Regions from separate parts of the Homo sapiens genome. Here region 1 is linked to region 2. The links are chromatin loops, found by intact Hi-C in ENCODE. Cell type or tissue: dorsolateral prefrontal cortex. All regions are shown on one strand. Links, peaks and the distances in the headings refer to the core of each region. The heading gives the core; the rest is flanking DNA. Region 1 has its middle 270 kb from the start of LINC01689. Region 2 overlaps LINC01684 (long intergenic non-protein coding RNA 1684).

What was found. A loop is a pair of places that touch in the nucleus more often than their neighbours do. Peaks named below come from ENCODE experiments on the same cell type or tissue, not always from the same donor. Only the 100,000 strongest peaks of a DNase experiment are listed, where the experiment ranks them.
Region 1: a loop joins it to region 2, with 6 times the contacts of the local background. A loop is called at or near these places in 5 of 110 quality-filtered maps.

What each region holds. Positions count from the first base shown.
Region 1 is chr21:24,041,746-24,052,416 of GRCh38, reverse strand. No RefSeq gene overlaps it. Among named protein-coding and RNA genes, the nearest start is that of LINC01689, 270 kb to the left of the region's middle. In dorsolateral prefrontal cortex, for the core only: a CTCF peak has its summit at 6,555 (motif pointing right); a DNase peak (open chromatin) is centred at 6,376; H3K4me3 peaks cover 465 bases; H3K27ac peaks cover 2,400 bases.
Region 2 is chr21:24,508,875-24,519,545 of GRCh38, reverse strand. All of the region lies in intron 1 of LINC01684 (long intergenic non-protein coding RNA 1684), which reads right to left. Among named protein-coding and RNA genes, the nearest start is that of LINC01684, 85 kb to the right of the region's middle. In dorsolateral prefrontal cortex, for the core only: CTCF peaks have their summits at 5,049 and 5,248 (motif pointing right); no DNase peak of the experiment used is centred there; H3K4me3 peaks cover 378 bases.

The sequences.
Region 1 (10,671 bases), core at 1,617-9,616, 470 kb after region 2:
GTGGAGTTTTCTAGTTTTAACTAAAATCTTATTCCTAAAATGAACAGTAGTCTTAAAAAACAGTCCCCCATAGAAATTGTAGCTCACAGATAACACTATCGTGAAAGCGGTGACTAGTAAGAAAGTGGATTAAGAAAACGTGGCCCATATACACCATGGAATACTGTGCAGCCATAAAAAAGGATGAGTTCATGTCCTTTGCAGGGACATGGATGCAACTGGAAACCATCATTTTGAGCAAACTAACACAGGAACAGAAAACCAAACACCGCATGTTCTCACTCATAGGTGGGAATTAAACAATGAGAACACATGGACACAAGGAGAGGAACATCACACACCGGGGCCTGTTGTGGGGTGGAGGGCAGGGGGAGGGATAGCATTAGGAGAAATACCTAATGTAAACGATGAGTTGATGGGTTAAAAAAAATCTACCCATGTTTATTCCCTGTAAGACCCAACTTAAACTCTGTTGAATAAAAAGGAATGTATTGGTCAAAAAAAAAAAAAAAAAAAGAAAGTAGAACTGTTTTCTTTTTACTAGCGAGAGAGCTTTTTAGGCATCACTTATTAAGTGATGACTTAATAAGGCTTGATAATAAATGGATAAAAATATTGATATTATTGTATTATTGAAATATGTATTTGTGTCCACTACCATGAACAATAAACCATTGATATGTGTGTAATAAGTTTTGTAACTTTGTAAAGTATCTTTTTAAACACTTATATCCACTAAAAACTACAGAAAACTGAAGTAAAAGGGAACCAGACTTTTGAAAATGTGTCTCTTAAAATATTAAGCCAATATTCTCAGGGGGCATAAAAATGAATAACATAATTCTCACTATTATTATAAACATACATTAATAGTAATCTTTTCATTTTATAAAACAATATGTATTAGCAATATATTAGTGAGGAAAAAAGGTTCTCTATCTCTAGTAAATAAAATTAACTGATTTAACAAAATTTCCTTTTTCATCTCATCTGTTTAAAGATTCTATTTCTTATCATATATATATGTATACACTAAGATATATAATACTGCTATGTACACATATCTTTCTTTCTATTTATTTCTATGCACACACATAGGCACATATAAACACATATAATGCAAACTTAACATCTTTTTTTTTTTTTTTCGAGATGGAGTCTTGCTCTGTCTCCCAGGCTGGAGTGCAGTGGCGCAATCTGGGCTCACTGCAACCTCTGCCTCCCGGGCTCAACTGATTCTCCTGCCTCAGCTTTCCAAGTAGCTGGACTACAGGTGTGCACCACGATACCAGGATATTTCTTTCTTTCTTTCACTTTCTTTTTTTATTTTTGTAAGAGAGGTATTTTCACCATGTTGGCCAGGCTGGCCTCAAACTCCTCACCTTGGGTGATCCACCCATCTCAGCCTCCCAAAGTGTTGGGATGACTCGCATGAACCACCATGCCTGGCCTTAACATCATTTTTTTACTGATAGAGATATACTCCCAAAAATGTTTGGAAGGAATTGCTGTAATACTAGGACCAAAAATTTGACAGATTATTTTTCTTCAAAGAAGCTGCAAATGATAAAAGTAAAAAGGCAAATAACGATATTTTTATTTTCCTTTAAACATAAAAAGAGAAGGCATGGATAATTGATTATAAGGCAATTATTTGTTGAAAGGCTTAGTTTAAATTATTCAACTATTTAAATAGTAAATAATAACATCCACAATTTAGCCTTTTTTTTTGAGTTTTAAAGGCAGAAATCATTCACAATTTGTCCAGTATGAATATGTGTCACCTAAAATATTACAGAATGCTTTCACACATTTTATCTTGTTTTAATTTTGACAAATGATGCAATTTAGTTTCTACTTAGATTTATATGGTTTGTTTCATTTTACATAAAAGAAATCTGAGGTTCAGAAAGATTGCTACTCACTCAAGCACACATCTAAATATCCGGACTTGAAGACATAAATTTCCTTCCTCTTTTTTCTCTGTAAAGTCCTTAAACTGGTAATTCACACTGATGTTGTATTCATAAATATCCCCCAAGTTTATACAATCGGTATGCTAACAGTTACTGCTGTTTCTCTTATCATTAGATAGCTTAGATGATGACACAGCCAAATGACTGACAGCAATTGTTTTTAAACTTCTTTTATTTTAGGGAGAGTACAGAATGTACTCAGTTGACTTGTGTCACCCCAAAATTCATATGTTCGAGTCCCAACAGCCAGTACTCCAGATTGTAACCCTATTTGGAAATACGGTAATTGTGTTTAAAGAAGTGATTAATGTGATTAATTTAAAATGAGCCTATTATGGTGGGATCCTAATCCAATTAGTTCTGAGGTTTTGTTTTGTTTTGTTTTGCTTTGTTTTGTTTTTTGAGGTCAGGAGTTCAAGATCAGCCTGGCCAACATGGCGAAACCCTATCTTTACTAAAAATACAAAAATTAGCCAGGTGTGGTGGCGCGTGCCTGCAGTCCCAGCCACTTGGGAGGCTGAGGCATGAGAATCACTTGAACTCGGGAGGGGAAGGTTGCAGTGAGCTGAGATTGTGCCAGTGCACTCCAGCCTGGGGGACAGAGCGAGACTCTGTCTCCAAACATATATGTTGGAAACATACATGTTTTTGTTTGTTGATGTGTATTACATGTAGATGACTGTAGCACAAAATCATTTCTGCTCCTCTTCCTGGATGCACAGCAAAACTACTTTACTAGCCTCTCTTGCAGTCAGTGTGGTCATTTGACCAAATTCTTTTTAATAAAATGAGAGCTGAATGTGCTGCTGTAATGCTCAAGCCTTTAACCCAGCAGGTGGGCTGTCTCCATTGCTCTCTTCTTCTTCTGTCCAAGCACTGGGCATGATAGACCAGCTTTATGATATGAACAATGGCAAGGCCCTAGAAGACAAAAAAGTACTATTAAAAACGTAGCCTGCGTCCCGATGTGGAAGAGAGCTAGCTACCAACCAGGAACACCTACCTATACTATTAGTAAATAAATAAATAAATAAATAAATACCCTTTGAGTCTTTCCGTTACAGTGGTTTAACCTACATGAATGGTAAGTTTTAATAGAATATTTTTTAACTTTTAAGTAAGTTCTGTCATTTTTCACACTCTAAGGTGCAACTGTATACACATTTTCAGGACTTTTTTTTCTGTACTTCTTGATTCTGACTCTTAGGTCAAATTAACATTTAAATCTTATTTCCCATTATAGTTGAGAGCAAAGCCCCTTTCAGGTTTTCTGTTTACCTCGAAGGCTTTTCTGCTTGGCTTCCTTAATGTGCTGATTTGCACAGCAAAATGAACTTCAGCTCATCTTTTAAACCTGAAAGCTTATATTCTGATGAATATAGCAAACATGGTGAAAAAGCATGAATATGCACAAAATCTGTCAATTCTCCACACCCCCTGCATTGCGAAGGCTCTTATTAAGACCACAAAATGGCAGAATGCAGATGGTGTTCATGAAAAGTTCTCTTCCTAGGTACCACACATAATATGTTAGATGACTTCACCTGAGGAAATTACATGATGTACAGAAGCAATTTTAGAAAATAGCATGTATACTTGACTACATTCATAACTATTTTACACTCTGCTTTAGAGTCCTGGTTGTTATGGCGTCTTATGAGTGACTGTAATTTTTGTAAACTATAGAAGAGTGGTTCATTCTGGAATATCTACTGTACTGCCAACTTGCTCTTGGGCATATAATCCAGAGGTTATTTCCAAGATTTAGAGACTTTTACCCCTTAAATCATATAGTAATTAGATTAGAAATTTCTTGAGTGATTACCTCATATTAATTCCTGCTTTTACCAGAAACTGAGCTATACTAAAGATACCAATATCTACCCAGTATAGAAAATTTCTCACAATCCCGTGGTGAATCATTCTTTGTTAGAAATGACAAATGACACTGAAGTAAATGCTAGAAATTTAATGTATTCTATTATACCCAAGTTTCTGCTCATCTATCATCCACTTAATTACCACCATTTGTACCTTGAAATAAATTGCTATACAGTTTAATACAACTCTAAGGACGAAGGAAATGACAAAAACAATGGCATTCTAAATAATTGGGAGGCAAAAATGTTCTGTATGTGTTTATATATTCACATAATCAATGATATGCGAGAACTAAAAATATTTTTAAATATCAAGAAAGTGTAAGCTTTTCCTAAGATTATTTCAAAAGTGTGCATACTTCATTCTCCTAGCCATGTTTCCCTTCTTTCTTATTTCATCCATTACACTAAGAACTTCAGCATTTTAAAAAAATTTTCTACCCTTATGCTAATTACATTCATAACGTGATCTATGATAACATAATGAAGATGTAAATTGGAGTGATCCAGACTATCTCAATCCATTTTGAAGTCCCTGAGACAGTTGCATTGTTATAAACCAATAAACATACAAGAATAATACAACTCATTTGTCTAATTAATCTTAAGTCCTTAGAGCCAGAGCCAGTGCCTGGCTGGTTATATACTAATATGTGTGTGCAGAATGTACACATGATTTTCAACTTTAAATATAATAAAACGCTAAAAAATCACATGGAATATGTTTATGCTTAATTAGGTTTAACTGTACCATGTTATACATAGCATTTTGGGGGTGATAGGTGGCACAAAAATTTAATAATCTAATTCAAAAGAGGTCATATATTCTGTATTTCTTTTCTTTTTCTTTTTTTTTTTTTTCTTGAGATGGGGTCTCACTCTGTCACCCAGGCTGAAGTGCAGAGGCACGATCTTGGCTCACTGCAATCTTCACCTCCCAGGTTCAAGCTATTCCCCTGCCTCAGCCTCTCGAGTAGCTGGGATTACGGGCATGCACCATCACACCCGGCTAATTTTGTATTTTTAGTAGGGACGGGTGTCACCATGTTGGCCAGGCTGGTCTCAAACTCCTGACCTCAGGTGATCCACCCTCCTCAGCCTCCCAAAGTGTTGGGATTACAGGCGTGAGCCACTGCGCCCAGCCTATTCCGTATTTCTCTAATAGGGAGTATTAAGACTCTTTAAAGTTTAGTTGCATAGGGTTCTTGTAAAAATTTTATAAAATAGGGCACATGGAGGCCTAGAGAAGTTCTTTAGTTTGTTCAGTAGTGCTTAAAAAGGAGGAACTGGGCTAAATGGAGAAGCCTCATTTGTGGTTCACTTGCCTGCTCTTTATGGTATATGCACTCTTTTCTTCCTCCTTCTTAACATTGTTTTACTCCCTTGTCCTCTTTTCACTAATAACACAACATAGTGAGGGAAGTTTCTATCAGGGGCATTTTTCTACTTGACCAGTTTAGGGGTTTGTCAAGACTAATTCCTTTTGCCTTTAAGTTTACGCTAAAGATGTTGTAGAACGATCCACAATCTGCTACTGTGGGTCTCTTTCCATTTAAGTGGGTAGCCATGAATGGTTAATCTAGTAAGTCTGCCTGTGTGAAAGTAATTTCCTGTCGGAAAAAACAAAAAGGCTTACTTTTTTTTTTTTTTTGCAGCTTTCACTTTATATTGAGAACTATCATTCTTGGTACAATGATAAAACAAAGGCATCAAATTTAACATTCAAACAACCATAACAGAAAGATTAAAACAGTAAATAATATAATAAGCTATGAATAACTTTATTTTTTCATATTTTAGTGCAGGGTAATATTAACATAATTTTACTTAAGAGCAGGACTTTTAAAAGGAACTTTAGTTATATTTATGTCTTAATTAATTATTTTAATTTAGTCCTAACGCAAGGATATACATTGTTTTCTAGAATTTGACTACCATGAAGTGATTCCTCTGAAGATTTGAATATTTCTAAAGCCCCTTGGAAGTCAGAAAGTCTTGGTGGTATTCCTAGATTAAAAATGAGAGAATTGTCATGAATCAGGAAAATTTGAAGTGTACATAAATATTCAAGACTTGCGTAGGGCATGCAGTGTTGTTCTCCTCAAGAATTATGTTAATTGGGTCAAAGTCTTGTTTTCATATAATTTTTATTTCCTCTGGAGTGCCTTGCAGAGTTCTAGGCACTTGGCGAATTTTAGTAAATATTTGTTAAATAAATATGTGAGATTTAATACCATGACAGTCAGCAGTTCATTTCAAATTTTTAATTATTTTTTGTAACCAAACACCGGTATCTTAGAGTTTTAAAACTATTATCATTTTATTCTTTCTCATGAGACTGATCTTTGGAAGGCTCTGCAGATCTAGGTCATATTTGGCTGATGTTGGAGATGAGTCAGTGGGAACTGGCTGGTCTAAGATGACCTTAGCTGAGATGCATCAGCTCTGCTCATTGTAGTCTCTAATCCTACAGCTGGCCAGTCCAAGGCAAAAGGGCAGCATTCCAAGAGAGTGGCAGCATGCCAGCTTTCTGGAGAACTAGGCTCAGAATGCCACACCATGACTGCCCTGCATTCTATTGTCCAAATCAAGTCACAAGGCCAGCTCTGATTCAGGGGATAGAGAAAGCAAGTCCACCTCTAAATGGGAAGAGCTGCAATGACATGTACAAACAGCATGCATAACGGGGAGCTGTGGTCAGCAGGGGGCGTTTTTGCAATCAACATTTGAAATATTCAAGCAAAAACAAAATAGAAAGAAGTCAGGATATTCTCAAGGCTTAGAAATGCAACATAATGAATTTATTAGTAGTTTTTTTTTTTTATCCTGTGAGCAACGTACAATGACAGAAAAAATAAATCCATAATTTTTGTCAGCAGAATTAGCTTCATTCAAATGACTTATGCTATTTGTCAAAACAGAAAAATCAGTCAAGGTCCACTAGCATTGGATTTGTCAAAACCCTAATTTTCACAAACTTGGCATTGCTACATTGCTACTAATAGCACATGGCTTCTCCTGGGAGAGAAATTTTGGCTTTTCTGCTTTTTTTTTTTTTTTTTTCTGGTGTTGGTTTTTCCTCGAGCTTTCTGCAGTCCTTCCTATGTAAATTTATATCGGTTGCCACAAAAATCCATTTATACTACCAAGAATCATTGACTTAGTAACTCCAATGACGTTAATTTTTCTGTGAAGTGATGCACAAAACAACAAAATCTTTTTATAAATAAATTCTGGAACATATACTAGCTTTTAAAAATGATATTTAAATTCTTCAGCCTTCTAAAGCTTTTGGCTTGTGGAGACAGGAGAAAGCTTAAAAGCTAACTATTTTATCAACATTTGTGTACAACTTTAAATAAAAGACAAATATTTTATTACTAGCATTAATCATTTAATTAAAAATCTGATTTTCTTCTTTACTAGAGTCAATATTTATGTCATTATATAAATATGCATACAGCAGATATTAATCTGAATGGAATCAGTATGAGAATAAAGGAGGCTATAATCAAAGGTGCAGATCTGATGTTGCACCTTATGGGGCATCTAGATTTGAGTATGAAACTTTACATAAGGGAAGCAAGAGTCTAGGTTATCTGGTGCTCTACTTACTATAGTTATGGGTTGAACAACCTAGAAGATTGGGGTCTCATTCCTTTTCCCCAAAATCCCACTTTCTGCTATGTTTCTGGGATGGAGCGTCCATATCTTTCTCTCCAAGAACTCACTCTTTGACTTATGGTGGCCTAGAATTGCTAGTTAAAATCAATGCTAATGACTTATCTATCTCTCCTTTCATCTTCTTCTTTTGATTAGTAATTACTTAATTTGCTGTCTCAGGGATAGCACTGTAAGCTTTGCACCCTAAGCTTGTTTAACTGTATCAGAAGGAATAGTGAAAAATATGAGAATCAGAACATAAGCAGATTAAAGTACAGTTAATCTACAGGAAGTCAAATCCATACCAAGATAAGATTACTGAGTTTTACACACACCCTGCAGCTAAAGAAGAGCCTGTATATCAGAAATGTTGTTGCTTTTATACTTTAAAAATTTATTGTGAGAATTTTTAAGTATTCCACTTAGAAAATCAGTTATTAAGGATCATCAATTGCTAAAAAAGGTAATCATAAGCACTAGTAGTGTCTTGAGAGACAATGAAGTAAATTACTAAAAATCAAAGTACACATGTAATTTAGAGAACACTTAGGCAAAATAAGAAGGTTCAAGTTTAGTTCATACTAGAAGAGACCTAATTACAAACCTACCATTTGTAAGCAAAATATGTATATTGGTGCCCTTGTTCAGAAGAACAAATAAATACCCTTCTCAAGTTCCTTTTGTAATAATGAAGACTCCCCCTGCAGGGCTGTAATTGACTTAAACCTTCCAGGTAAGGAAATTTTACAGTAAGTCAAACCTTATAATAACGTTGTGACATCTGAATCCCTCCAGTTTATAATGGTCCTCTTTATCATTAGTAAAAAACAAAAACGCTAGTAGAAATAGGTTAGAAAATACTAATTTAAATATAAAAGTTCCAGTTAAATGCCTCATGATTGTTTTAATTTCTAACCAAAAATAACTTGAAATCCTAATGTAACTGTAAAGTAACGGTTGAATTTTATTTTCTTTTTACTACCATACTAGTGGTTAATAATTAAAGAATGTTAACCCCCTCCATAGTAGAAATGATGTCTCTGTGTTATAAATCTGTATATTCTCATTATTTAGTATTACCTTGACGTTTAGTAGGCATCTCACAACTGTGTTTGTTGAGTGAACCAATTAACCAATGGCTGAGTAAAAACAAATAAAGCTTAAGACTGAGAGTGATTAGACTACTTGATAGCCCAAAAAGGAAAGATTTATAAACAGAGAAATCCTAGTGTAGTCATAACTGTTAGAAATGAGAAGGAAATATTTCATGGTTGTTGTTGCTGCTGATGCTATTGTTTATTCTCGAAGACTTTAATCAACATTTCATGTAGTTGAATGCAAAAATGTGGTTTATTGGCCGATATCGCACCACTGCACTCCAGCCTGGGCAACAGAGCAAGACTCCTGTCTCAAAAAAAAAAAAAAAATGTGGTTCATTGGAATATTTGGGCCTAGGTACCTTGAACCTCTAAATGGATAAAGTATCTTAAGCCTTCTCATTTCCCTCAATACTAATTAAGACAGCAACATCTACAACCACCTCCAAAAGCAAACAACTTACCTGTCATAAACTCAGTATCTGACATATTCTTCCATTGGCTTTGCTTACAGCTTTGTTGAATTCGTTGACAAAGGAACCTCCTGTTTTATGAAAATAAATAGTATTATCTTAAAACAACTTGAAAATGTGGACCTAGTGAAAATACTGCATTATTTTATTTTCTTTTATAATTGTCAACTTTCTCCTGTGTGATGTGGAGATTTGATTTACATTTCTTAAGTCAGGGCTAAATGCTCTTATCTGGTGAATACCCAACAAAGTTTAAGTCTTTATATTCCCTTTGTACACAAATTAATTTTAAAAAATTCAAACCCCTCTTTCCCCAAATCTTGTGTCCTTAATCATCAGCTAAATGTTCTAAATAAATAAATGGAAACCTGATGTGAAAGAAAGAGGGAGATTTTGATCTCAGCTATTCAGATAATTCAGTTCCTGGATGTTTATGCTGATCAAAATCACCAGATTCTTGTTCAAACCTCTGCTTCTGTTTACCTGTGTAAACACAGAATGTATTATGTTGATGTAGTTTTATGGGAAGAAATTGCTAGAGCTTTGGAGAATAACTCAAGCGTTTTATCTGTGTTTGCACTAAACCTAAACTTGGATTGAATATCTTTCTATTTATCTATTTTGCTTAAAAAAAACTAGCAGGTCTGAGCCATCTCAAGAGAAACTGTGTTTTTCTTAAATGAACAGCATATACTTAGATTGGATGTTTTGTCTTAAAATATTCAATATTTCCTTATTTTAGGAGCAGAAACTAAGACTTAACAATGATTTAAAGCAAGAAATACTTTAGGTGTAAAAAATTCAAGCATGCAAGCAGTTCATTTTGCAAAATCCCTTCCAATTTTTCAGACAATCAATGCCTTTTTTGCCTGTTCATATAGATTTTTAAGGAGATTCTTACGAGAGCAAAATTAATTATGCATTTTCCCCTCTTTATCATCTTCCATTTCTTGCAGGGGTGTGGATTGGAAATTTTTTTTTTTTTTTTTTTAGACAGAGTCTTACTCTGTCGCCCAGGCTGGAGTGTAGTGGTGCAATCTCGGCTCACTGCAACTTCTGCCTCTGGGTTCAAGTGATTCTCATGCTTCAGCCCCCCCATCCCCAAGCAGCTTGGACTACAGGCATGCACCCCCATGCCCAGCTAATTTTTGTATTTTCAGTAGAGACAGGGTTTCACCATGTTGGTCAGGCTGATCTCAAACTCTGGACCTCAAAAGTGCTGGGATTACAGGTGTGAGCCACTACGCCCAGCCTGGAAATTTTCTTAAGACTACCTGCAACCTGCCCATTAGTATCTGTGGTATTCCTGATAGGTCATTCTGCCTTTTCAGAAGTCAGGAGATCGCAAGAGAAGAATCAGGAAATTTACTAGAAAATATTCAAGTTTGTGCTATTTGAAGGCTACAAATACAATCTCCTGGTCTGTCCACTGTTGGTCACTGGTAAAGAGATCAAGAGAGAGGATGGCAAATGTAGCACTGTTTCCCATAGTGTCATTGAGAATGCATTAAGTTTTCTAATTGTGAGTAATGACATGAGGCATTTTGCATGTAATATGCATGTTATAATTAAACCAAATCCT
Region 2 (10,671 bases), core at 1,132-9,131:
AAGTTGAGCTCAGTGTAATCACAAGTTTGTAAGAGAGAGAGAGAAGTTTCAATGTCAGAGAAGCAACATGACAACAGAAGCATAGGTATGTGTTTGTGTGTGTGTGTGTGAGAGAGAGAGAGAGAGACAGAGAAAGGGAGAGAGAGATTTAAAGATTCTTTACTTTTGTTCATTTGATTTCATTTTTTTAATCTTCAACTTTTCAGTTCAGGGGTACACATGCACGATGTGCAGGTTTGTTACATGGGTAAACATGTGCCTTGGTGGTTTGCTGCACAGATCAACCCATCACCTAGGTATTAAGCCCAGCATTCATTAGCTATTCTTCCTAATGCTCTCCCTCGCCCCTACTCCATCCCCGTGATAGGGCCCAGTGTGTGTTGTTCCTCTCTCTGTGTTCTCATTGTTCAGCTCCCACTTATAAGTGAGAACATGTGATGCTGGTTTTCTGATCCTGCATTAGTTTGCTGAGGATAACGGCTTCCAGCTCCATCCATGTTCCTGCAAAGGACATGATCTCATTCCTTTTTATGGCCGCATGGTATTCCATGTGTATAGGTACCACATTTTCTTTATTCAGTCTATTATTTATGGGCATTTGGGTTGATTCCATGTCTTTGCTATTGTGAATAGTGCTGCAATAAACATACACATGCATGTATCTTTATAATAGAATGATTTACATTCCTTTGGATATATACTCAGTAATGGGACTCCTGGGTCAAATGGAATTTCTGCCTCTAGATTTTTGAGGAATCGCCACAGTCTTCCATGATGATCGAACAAATTTACACTCCCACCAATAGCATAAAAGTGTTCCTTTTCCTCCACAACTGAGCCAGCATCAGTTTTTTTGACTTTTTAATAATCACCATTCTGATTGGTGTGAGATACTGTGTCATTGTGGTTTTGATTTGCATTTCTCTAATGATCAGTGATGTTGAGCTTCTTTTCATATATTGGTTGGTTGCATATATGTCTTCTTTTGAGACGTGTCTTTTCGTGTCCTTTGCCCACTTTTCTTGTAAACTTGTTAAAGTTTCTTACAGACTCTAGGTATTAGGCCTTTGTCAGATGGATAGGTTGCAAAAATTGTCTCCTGTTTTGTAGATTGTCTGTTCACTCTGATGATAGTTTATTTTGCTGGGCAGAAGCTCTTTTTAATTAGATCCCATTTGTCAATTTTTGCTTTTGCTCCAATTGCTTTTGGTGTTTTTGTCCTGAATGGTATTGCTTAGGTTGTTTTCCAGGGTTTTTATAGTTTGGAGTTTTGCATTTAAGTATTTAATCAGTCTCGAGTTAATTTTAGTATAAGGTGTAAGGAAGAAGTCTAGTTTCATTTTTTTTTTTTTTTTTTTTTTTTTTTGCGTGTGGCTAGCCAGTTCTCCCAACACCATTTATTGAATAGGGAATCCTTTCCCCATTGCTTGTTTTTGTCAGGTTTGTCAAAAATCAGATGTTTGAAGGTATGTGGTCTTATATCTGAGTTTTCTATTCTGTTGCTTTGGTCTATGTGTCTGTTTTTGTACCAGTACCATGCTCTTTTAATTACTGTAGCCTTGTAGTAAGTATAGTTTGAGGTTGGGTAGCGTGATAACCTCCAGCTTTGTTCTTTTTGCCTAGGATTGTCTTGGCTATTCAGACTCTTTTTTGGTTCTATATGAATTTTAAAATATTTTTTTCTAATTCTGTGACGAATGTCAATGTTAGTTTAATGGGAATTGCATGGAATCTATAAATTGCTTAGGGCAGTAGGGCCATTTTAACAATACTGATTCTTTTCATCCATGAGCATGGAATATTTTTCTATTTGTTTGTGTCCTCTCTGATTTCTTTGAGAAGTGGTTTATAATTCTTGAAGAGGTCCTTCATTTCCCTTGCTAGCTGTATTTCCAGGTGTCTTATTCTTTTACTAGCAATTGTGAATGGGAGTTCATTCATGATTTGGTTTTCTGCTTGCCTGTTGTTGGTGTATAGGAATGCTAGTGATTTTTGCACATTCATTTTATATCCTGAGACTTTGCTGAAGTTGCTTATTAGCTTAAGAAGCTTTTGTGCTGAGGCGATGCGGGTTTCTATATATGTCATCTGCAAACAAAGATAACTTTACTTCCTCTTTTCCTACTTTTTTCCTTTATTTTTTTCTTTTGCCTGATTGCCATGGCCAGAACTTCCAATACTATCTTGAATAGGAGTGGTGAGAGAGGGCATTCTTTTCTTATGCCAGTGTTCAAGGGGAATGCTTCTGGCTTTTGCCCATTCAGTATGTTATTGGCTACAGGTTTGTCATGTATGGCTCTTACTATTTTTAGCTATGTTCCTTCAATACCTAGTTTATTGAGAGACTTTAACATGAATGGATGTTGAATTTTATTGAAGTCGTTTTCTGCATCTATTGAGATAATTATATGGTTTTTATCTTTAGTTCCATTTATGTGATGAATCACATTTATTGATTTGTGCGTGTTGACCCAATCTTGCATCCCTGGGATGAAGCCAACTTGATCATGGTGGATAAGCTTTTTGATGAGCCACTGTATTCTGTTTCTTAGTATTTTATTGAAGATTTTTGCATCAATGTTCATCAGGGATATTATCCTGAAGTTTCCTTTTTATGTTGTATCTCTGCCAGGTTTTGGTATCATGATGATACTGGCCTCATAAAATGAGTTAGGAAGGAGTTCCTCCTTTGCAATTTTTTGAAATAGTTTCAGTAGAAATGGTACCAGCTTTTCTTAAGATATTTAAGTGATGGATTTGAAAATGGAAGACAGAGTCGTGAGATAAGAAGTACATGCAGTCCCTAGAAGTTGGAAAAGCCAAAGAAACATTTTCCTAGAACATCCAGAAGGAATGCAGCCCTGTCAGCATGTTGTTCCCATGACTTCTGACTTTCTGAATATAAGATAATAAATTTGGGTTGCTTTAAGGCGCCAAATTTGTGGTGATTTGTTATAATAGTAATAGAAAATTAATACCCATGTCAATAATCACAATAATGCAAATGGTCTGAACATCTCAATTAAAGGGCATAACTTTTCAGATTGGATGAAAAAGCAAGACTTAGCATATGCTTGCTCCCACTTTAATGTATGAAACAAATTGGTTAAAACAAAACAATAAAAAATATATCACCTGATAACACTAAGGAAAAGCAAGCTGGGATAACTATCGATATAAGAGAAAACCATTTTTAGAACAAGGAAGATTGCCAGACAAAAGAGAGTCATTTGAAAATAACAGGGTCAATTAAAAATGACATAACATTTATTAATACTTATCAATCTAAAACAGAGTTTTAAAATTAATCAAGGAAAATGATAAAAATGTAAAGAGAAATACAAAATCTAAAATTATAATCAGATTTTAAACATCCTTTCTCAATAGAAAAATTATGAAAAAGGTTACTAAATATGTAGAAAATTTAAACAATACTATCAATTTGACCTAATTGATATTTATGAAACACTTCACTTAGGTACAGTAGAAAAGCACTGTTTAAAATGTAGACCAGATTTTATTACCTAAAACAAATCTCAGTAAATTTAAAAGTATTCAAGTCATACACAGTATGTTCTCCAACTACAAAGAAATTCCATTTAAATCAATAACAGAACAATATCTGGAAAATCATCAAATATTTAGATAGTAAATAATGCTTCTGAACAATTCAAGAGTTCAAGTAAAAAATCAAATGGGAAATTAAAATGTATTTTGAATTGAAAGAAAATTAAAATTCAACATATCAAAATTTGCGGGAAGTAGAGGACACAGCACTCAGGAAATATTGTAGCACTAAGCACTTGGGAGAAAAAGAAGAAAGTTCTTACATTGTTGAGCTCAGTTTACAAATTAAGAATCTAGAAAAATAAAATCAAATGAATCTCAAAGTAGATTGAGTAGATAGAATAATAAAAACAGCAGTTTAATAAAATCAAAACAAGGAAAAAATAGAAGAGAAAACCAAGGAAATCAAACAATCAAATTTATCTGCTTATCTACCACTTAGGATATGAAAGAGGAGAAGAGGAAGAAGGAAAAAGAGAAGGAGCTTCAATGCAAACAAGATCCTGTCTGTCTCAGGGAGTTACTTGCAGACACTTTTGGAATAATGTATGGCCCACGGGAGGAACTCAATAAGTAGTCGGTGAATAAATTAATTAATATTTCATTGAATATATTCTTATAAGAGCATCCTTTTTTTCTGATTAAATAGCATGAGGCATTAGATAGAAAGCATTCTGTGTTCCCAGGTGTGGTGTTGTGGCAAAATATTTTGTGATTAAAAAAAATACTCTCCATAGTTTTTGACATAATGAAACATCATTTTGTTAAATTTTTCCTAGCACAATGTATTATGCAATTGTAGAGAACACGCAGAGCAAAATGAAGGCTGGTCTTAAGTATATGCTACATGAGAAGAGTGAACACTGCCTATAGAACATCTATCCAAACTTCAAGCAAGCAACAAAAGCATTCAGGTGTATTTTAAAATTTAATTTTACTTTTATGTAATGTTTCACTTGTACTTGCCTGTTATGGGGATCACATTATGGATATGTCTAGCAAAAAAAAATGCTATTTCTTGTACAATACACCTGTGCAGAATCACAAGAATTCATGCTACTTCTTTGAAAATATACTATTCAAGGAATATATAGTATTTTACAAATAAGAATATTTTCTTATTGATTCTTATTTAAAAATTCTACATTTTAATTATCTATGGACATTTTATTTTCAAGAGATAAGTTTCTTTAAGGTATTTAATGTCTCTAATCTATGGTTGCTAATTTAAGCTAACGGTTTTCCAAATCTACAGAACTTCACCATATTTAGTATTATGTGAGCAAACCTAAATATACATTTATTAAAATAAATGTAAGATAAATGCATGTTTTAAGTAAAATGTTCTCTTTTAAACTGTCTTAAGCAATGGAGAATATTAACGACTACTTTAGCCAGGAAAATTAGATTCAATCATTCTGTAAAGACACTAGTTTATTAATTTTTCCCTAGTCACATCACAATAATGTCTATTTCCGTGTGAAAGTGCTTAAACTGTAAAAGTAAACAGAATAAAGTGCACAGCAGTTAAGAACCTAACAGATGCATAATTTTGATAATTATTGCACACTTCATTTAACCATAACACAATCACACATCAGCCTGGTCTTTTCTAAAAATATTTGAATATGAAAATACTTTGTTTTCAGCAGCATATTTTACCACTAGGTGGTAGTATCTCCTTTATTCTTCATTGAAATGGCATTCAGCATCTGAAGATCACAATTTCTGTTTATAGATTTAAATAGTGATGAATCAAAGAAAACGCATTATTTGCAGTGAAATTTTGCTTCTTAACCCTCGATATTCTGTAAGACTTCGGCTTTATTTCATGTTTCCAGGAGTCTGGTAAAGATGTACGAGTTAAATGTATTTACAATGGTTATTGTTGATGTTTGTTATTATTAAAAGAATAGGAATGTCATTGAGTTTCTTAATATCTTGAGAGTGGTCTAGACAATATGTATTGCCCCAGATTGAAATAACATCACTCTGTACAGCTGGATTATTTTGATACTTAGGTTATAATTTACAGACTTTCTATCTCACCACCCCTACAAAAATAATTGCTCTTCTATAAATGTTCTACTTGGTGAGAAGGATCAACATTTCAGTATTTTCAAAACAGCAGAAAACACAATGTAATATAATTTATTTTTTTAGTTAAGTATAACAAAAGATTTTACGGGGATATTAGTGAGCTATTTCTCTTCCCTGCTCTTTTCTTTTAATCGGTGTTTATATTGGTTCTAAAGAAGTCCTGAGAATACCTATGACATTGTTATTTTCAATAGTTACCACCATACATTTTATGCAATGTTTTTGGAAATGTGATCTATTTCTACAGATTTACTTATTATGAAAAATTAAACATTCTTAATATGAAATATTGGTAAATTTTTAGAAAGTTATGCTTCTCAAATACAAATGATATATATGTAAACCAGGATAAACAAACTGGAGAACAATTAGGCAATATGTTTGTATTTTGAAAAGATAAATGAGTACTGAATATATATTTCCAAAGAAATATTCAGAAAGAGTGAACAAATCGGCCGTAAAGATGTCTAGTATAGTATTATTTACAACAGTAAAACATTTGATACAATCTCAATATTCAGTAATAAGAACTTGTCAATTTTTCATGATACGTCATACAATGGGAAATAAATATGAAAATACTATTAGATAAGAATATTTATCAACATGAAAAATTTATGGTTAAAAATCAAACTAAATTTTTTAAAACATTAAGAAAATGACTTTTGTAAAATATACTGATGTGTTTATACCTATGTGTGTATCTAAACCCATATGTATAACATCATGCCTCCAAATATTTTTTTGGGTTGGCATATCTGGAAAACAACATTGGCCTTCAGATTAGCTACAATAATAAAATACTTAACTAAATACAGGTATTTCAGAAATTTATTTTTAGAAAATCAACATCAATTAGATTTTCAGGATACTCTAATCAATGATATAGTTTGGACGTGGAATGAGAAAGCACATATTATATCATATCATCCATATTATATCATATCTCATATCATATTCTATCATATCTCATATCATATCTCATATTATATCATATCTCATATTATATCTCATATCATATTATATCATATATCATATCATATATCATATCATATTATATCATATATCATATCTCATATCATATTATATCATATCTCATATGAGATATGATATAATATCATATCATCCATAGAATAAATGATTAAAAACTTAGAGTGGATAGTTAACATAGTAACGGCAAAGTGCAAATCCGATATAGAATAAATTAGGGAATCTCAATCTAAAAGTCGATTTTCAGATGCATATAAGTCCATTTGTCTTTCTTTTGGTACTATGACTAGCAAACTCTTCCTAAGCTCCTCTTAGGTAGAGAACACTAGACATGATGAAAATCTATTATGCATTTTGCAGTACAAGAATCTCAAATAATAAAGTTTACTTCAGCATCCCTAGTAGACACGGAAGGGGCTGCAAGCAGGTGCCGAACTTCATTTGACAATTTTCAGAGTAGGAAGGAAATGAAATGTCAAGGCTAAAGGAAAATAATTATTCTTGCAACTTCCACAAGCATGTTGTCTCTTCTTATCAATTCTTATTTCTAATTACATATGAAGTGTGTACACAAACTAATGTTTACCAAAGAAAACTCTTGAGTATAAGGCCAGTTTCATGTTTTTTTCGTTGTTAATTATTTTTTGATAACTTATTTAATCTACACTTATGAGTGCTCACTTGAAAAACAGAATATCTCATACCACCCTTTTTATATTCATGTTCTTTTCGTAAATTGGTTAGGTGATTTCTACTTCATTTCACAACAACAGTTTTAGTTTCAGTTTTCAAATTTCTGTTTTTTTAATTTGGTACCATTTTAATCCTCATAGCAACCACTTTTTTTTTTTTTTTTTTTTTTTAGACATAATCTCACTCTGTCGCCAGGCTGGAGTGCAGTGGCTCAATCTTGGCTCACTGCAATCTTTGCCTCCTGGGTTCCAGCGATTCTCTTGCCTCAGCCTCCCAAGTAGCTGGGACTACAGGCGTGCACCACCACGCCCGGCTAATTTTTGTATTTTTAGTAGAGACAGTGTTTCACCATGTTGGCCAGGATGGTCTCAATCTCCTGACCCCATGACCTGCCCGTCTTGGCCTCCCAAAGTGCTGGGATTGCAGGCATGAGCCACTGCGCCCAGCCCATAAGCATCCACTTTTATGACACACAATTTGAACATTTAGAAGTCAGTCATGATATTAAAGACTTTACATTATCTCATAATCTACACATTATCCATTTCTGTTTTATTAAAGTAATTAAAATGTTGTTGCCTATTTTAAAGGCATAGGATGATTTTTTTCATAAAATTTTGTAACCTCTTTAAATCACATTTTAGTTGACAAATTACTCTAGGGAGCACAGGCTCTGAGTGAATAGAAAATATCAAATAGCAAAAGCTGTAACTCATTTGTTATCCTTATATTTCAACTAAGCAATTATACTTGATTGAATTACTGTCTATTCACTTAGAATATGACTAAATGATATAGTTGCCACATTTTGAACCAAATTCTGGTTCAAATTATATTGAATTTTTATTTTTGAGACAGGAGTTTCTGTTTAAATAAAAATACACTTTGCATAGCTCAAGCACCTATGTCTTATTCAAATCTCATATAGTTAACAGGTATCCATTTCTAAACAATATTTTTACAAAATAAATGCTCTTCAGATGACACCATTTCATTTCAGGATCTTCGCTAATGAATTTGTCAGTTGTTGTTTGTAATTATTTATGAGCCATTAGCTCAATGTTGTTATTACATCCTGACAACAGTGACATTTTAAAGAGCTTTGGATAATAAAATACACTTCTTATATACAATGCAATGTATTCTCCATTATTTTTATAACAACATGTCTCTAGAAACCAGAATTTCTAATGTCTCCCAATACAATCGTTTGCCATGAAGCAGCGGTTCCTTCTCAAAGTGTTTGTTGTGCCCCAACCAGTAGCACCAGCATAACCTGGGAGTTTCTAAAAATAAAACATTATCGGGACCCCCTTTTACTGAATTAATCAGAAGCATTGGCAATGGAGCTCAGCAATCCATATTTTAATACTTCTCCCAGGTGACTATGATGCATATGGCAATTTAATAGCTATTGTTATATATTTAAAAGAGAGGTAAATAGTGTTTAATTATTATGTTAGTAATGTATGCTTTATGAGATACTCAAAGTTTTCACTTTAAATTACAAAGGATCTGTTAAATTTATGAATGATTAACCTGTAGGTTCAACTGTCCAATATTAGCTCAAATGCTAAACTGTAGAGAATAATAGTGCAGGAGGTGTCACCATACTGCTTCTTCTAGAAACATAGCACGTAGTTGATGCATGTAACAAAGACACATGTTTGAATTTCAGTTTTTTATTAAATGAGAAACATTCTAAGGTTTTCTAGAAAACCATTTACAGTAGGTTAATTTTCTCCCAAGACAACTGTGCCTAAAGACATTCATAAGTAAAAGAAATAATTTTCTGATAATGATTTACCAGGTTCTCCTTGGCAGGGCAGTCTGATGGCCACATTTCAATTAGGACTTGGTGGTACAGTCACCACGAAGAAATAAATGTCACCTGTAGCCTTACCAGTCCTCACTTACAAACATCCTCAATTCTTACTAAGTAAGATAGTCTGCCTTCCATCAATGGCAGTCTTCTTACAGCCTTCATTCTTTTCAGGGGTGTCCAATCTTTTGGCTTCCCTGGGCCACATTGGAAGAAGAAGAATTGTCTTGGGCTACACATAAAATACACTAACACTAATAATAGCTGATAAGCAAAAGAAAAATGCAAACTATTTTCATAATGTTTTAAGAAAGTTTACTAATTTGTGTTGGGCTGCATTCAAAGCCCTCATGAGCCCACATGTGGTCTGCGGGTCGTGGGTTGGACAAGCTTGTTTTAAATCTTCCTCAAGCTATGTAGTTGGTGTTTTCAAAGGTACTGGATTGTCCTTCAAACTATGCATTACTTTTCTATATGTTCATATTTCTAGAGTTGTTAAGGCCCCTTAGTGATTCACAATCACATATCCAAGGAAAAAAGATAGCAACATGTTGTGTTTTAGTATTAAGAATCTGTTGTATTTTGACCCCTCTTAGTGTGAAATAATAAAGCTTCCACAGCGTGTAAGGGGACCTGAATGGGTTGCTGCTGCTGCCTGGGGTGGCCAGCTTTTATTCCTTTATTTGTCCCCACCCACATCCTACTGATTGGTCCATTTTACAGAGTGCTGATTGGTGCATTTACAATCCTTTAGCTAGACATAGAAAAGTTCTCCAAGTCCCCACTCAACCCAGAAGTCCAGCTGGCTTCATCTCTCATTAGGATTTATAGAACACTGAAATCTAAATAATTATATATGTTTAAAATGGAAGTTACAGACTTAAAAATCTAGTTATTGACCATGTGATGATTTTGTAAGAGTTTACAGAACAATATTTAACTTTTGTCAGTAGAAAGATTTCTACCTGTAAAATTAGAGTACTCACAATAGTTTCTACTGAAGAGTAGGCTATCCCATGGGGATAATTTCTATATATCTGGAGACAGTGCTGTCAAAACTACTGCAAGCGATTCTCTTTCTTTCTCCTCTTCTCTCAAAATAACAGCCAACAAATAACTGAGCCATAAATCAGATTGCTCTATTTGTTAAATCAGCTGAAGCAAGCTGGTGACTGCTTTGTGAACCATTTATTTTAGTTGAATTCTACTCAGTTCTTCACATGCCCTAAATTTTACATGTATAATGGGTTAGTGGAGTTTTCAGAGTGTTCTGACAAGAGATCTAAATATATATGTTTGTTAAAATTCAAAGATGTGTGCTAATATGTAAAATATTTTGATGACCTTACTGCTTGGAAAAAAAACTTACTTGCTTACAATTTATTTAACAACCAGTCAGTATTAGAGTATGGCATAAATAGTTTTTCTTCACAATGCACTGTGGTACAAGTGCCTTAAAAATAAGGTGTACAAAATCCTTTCTTTCCATGTGTTTAAGT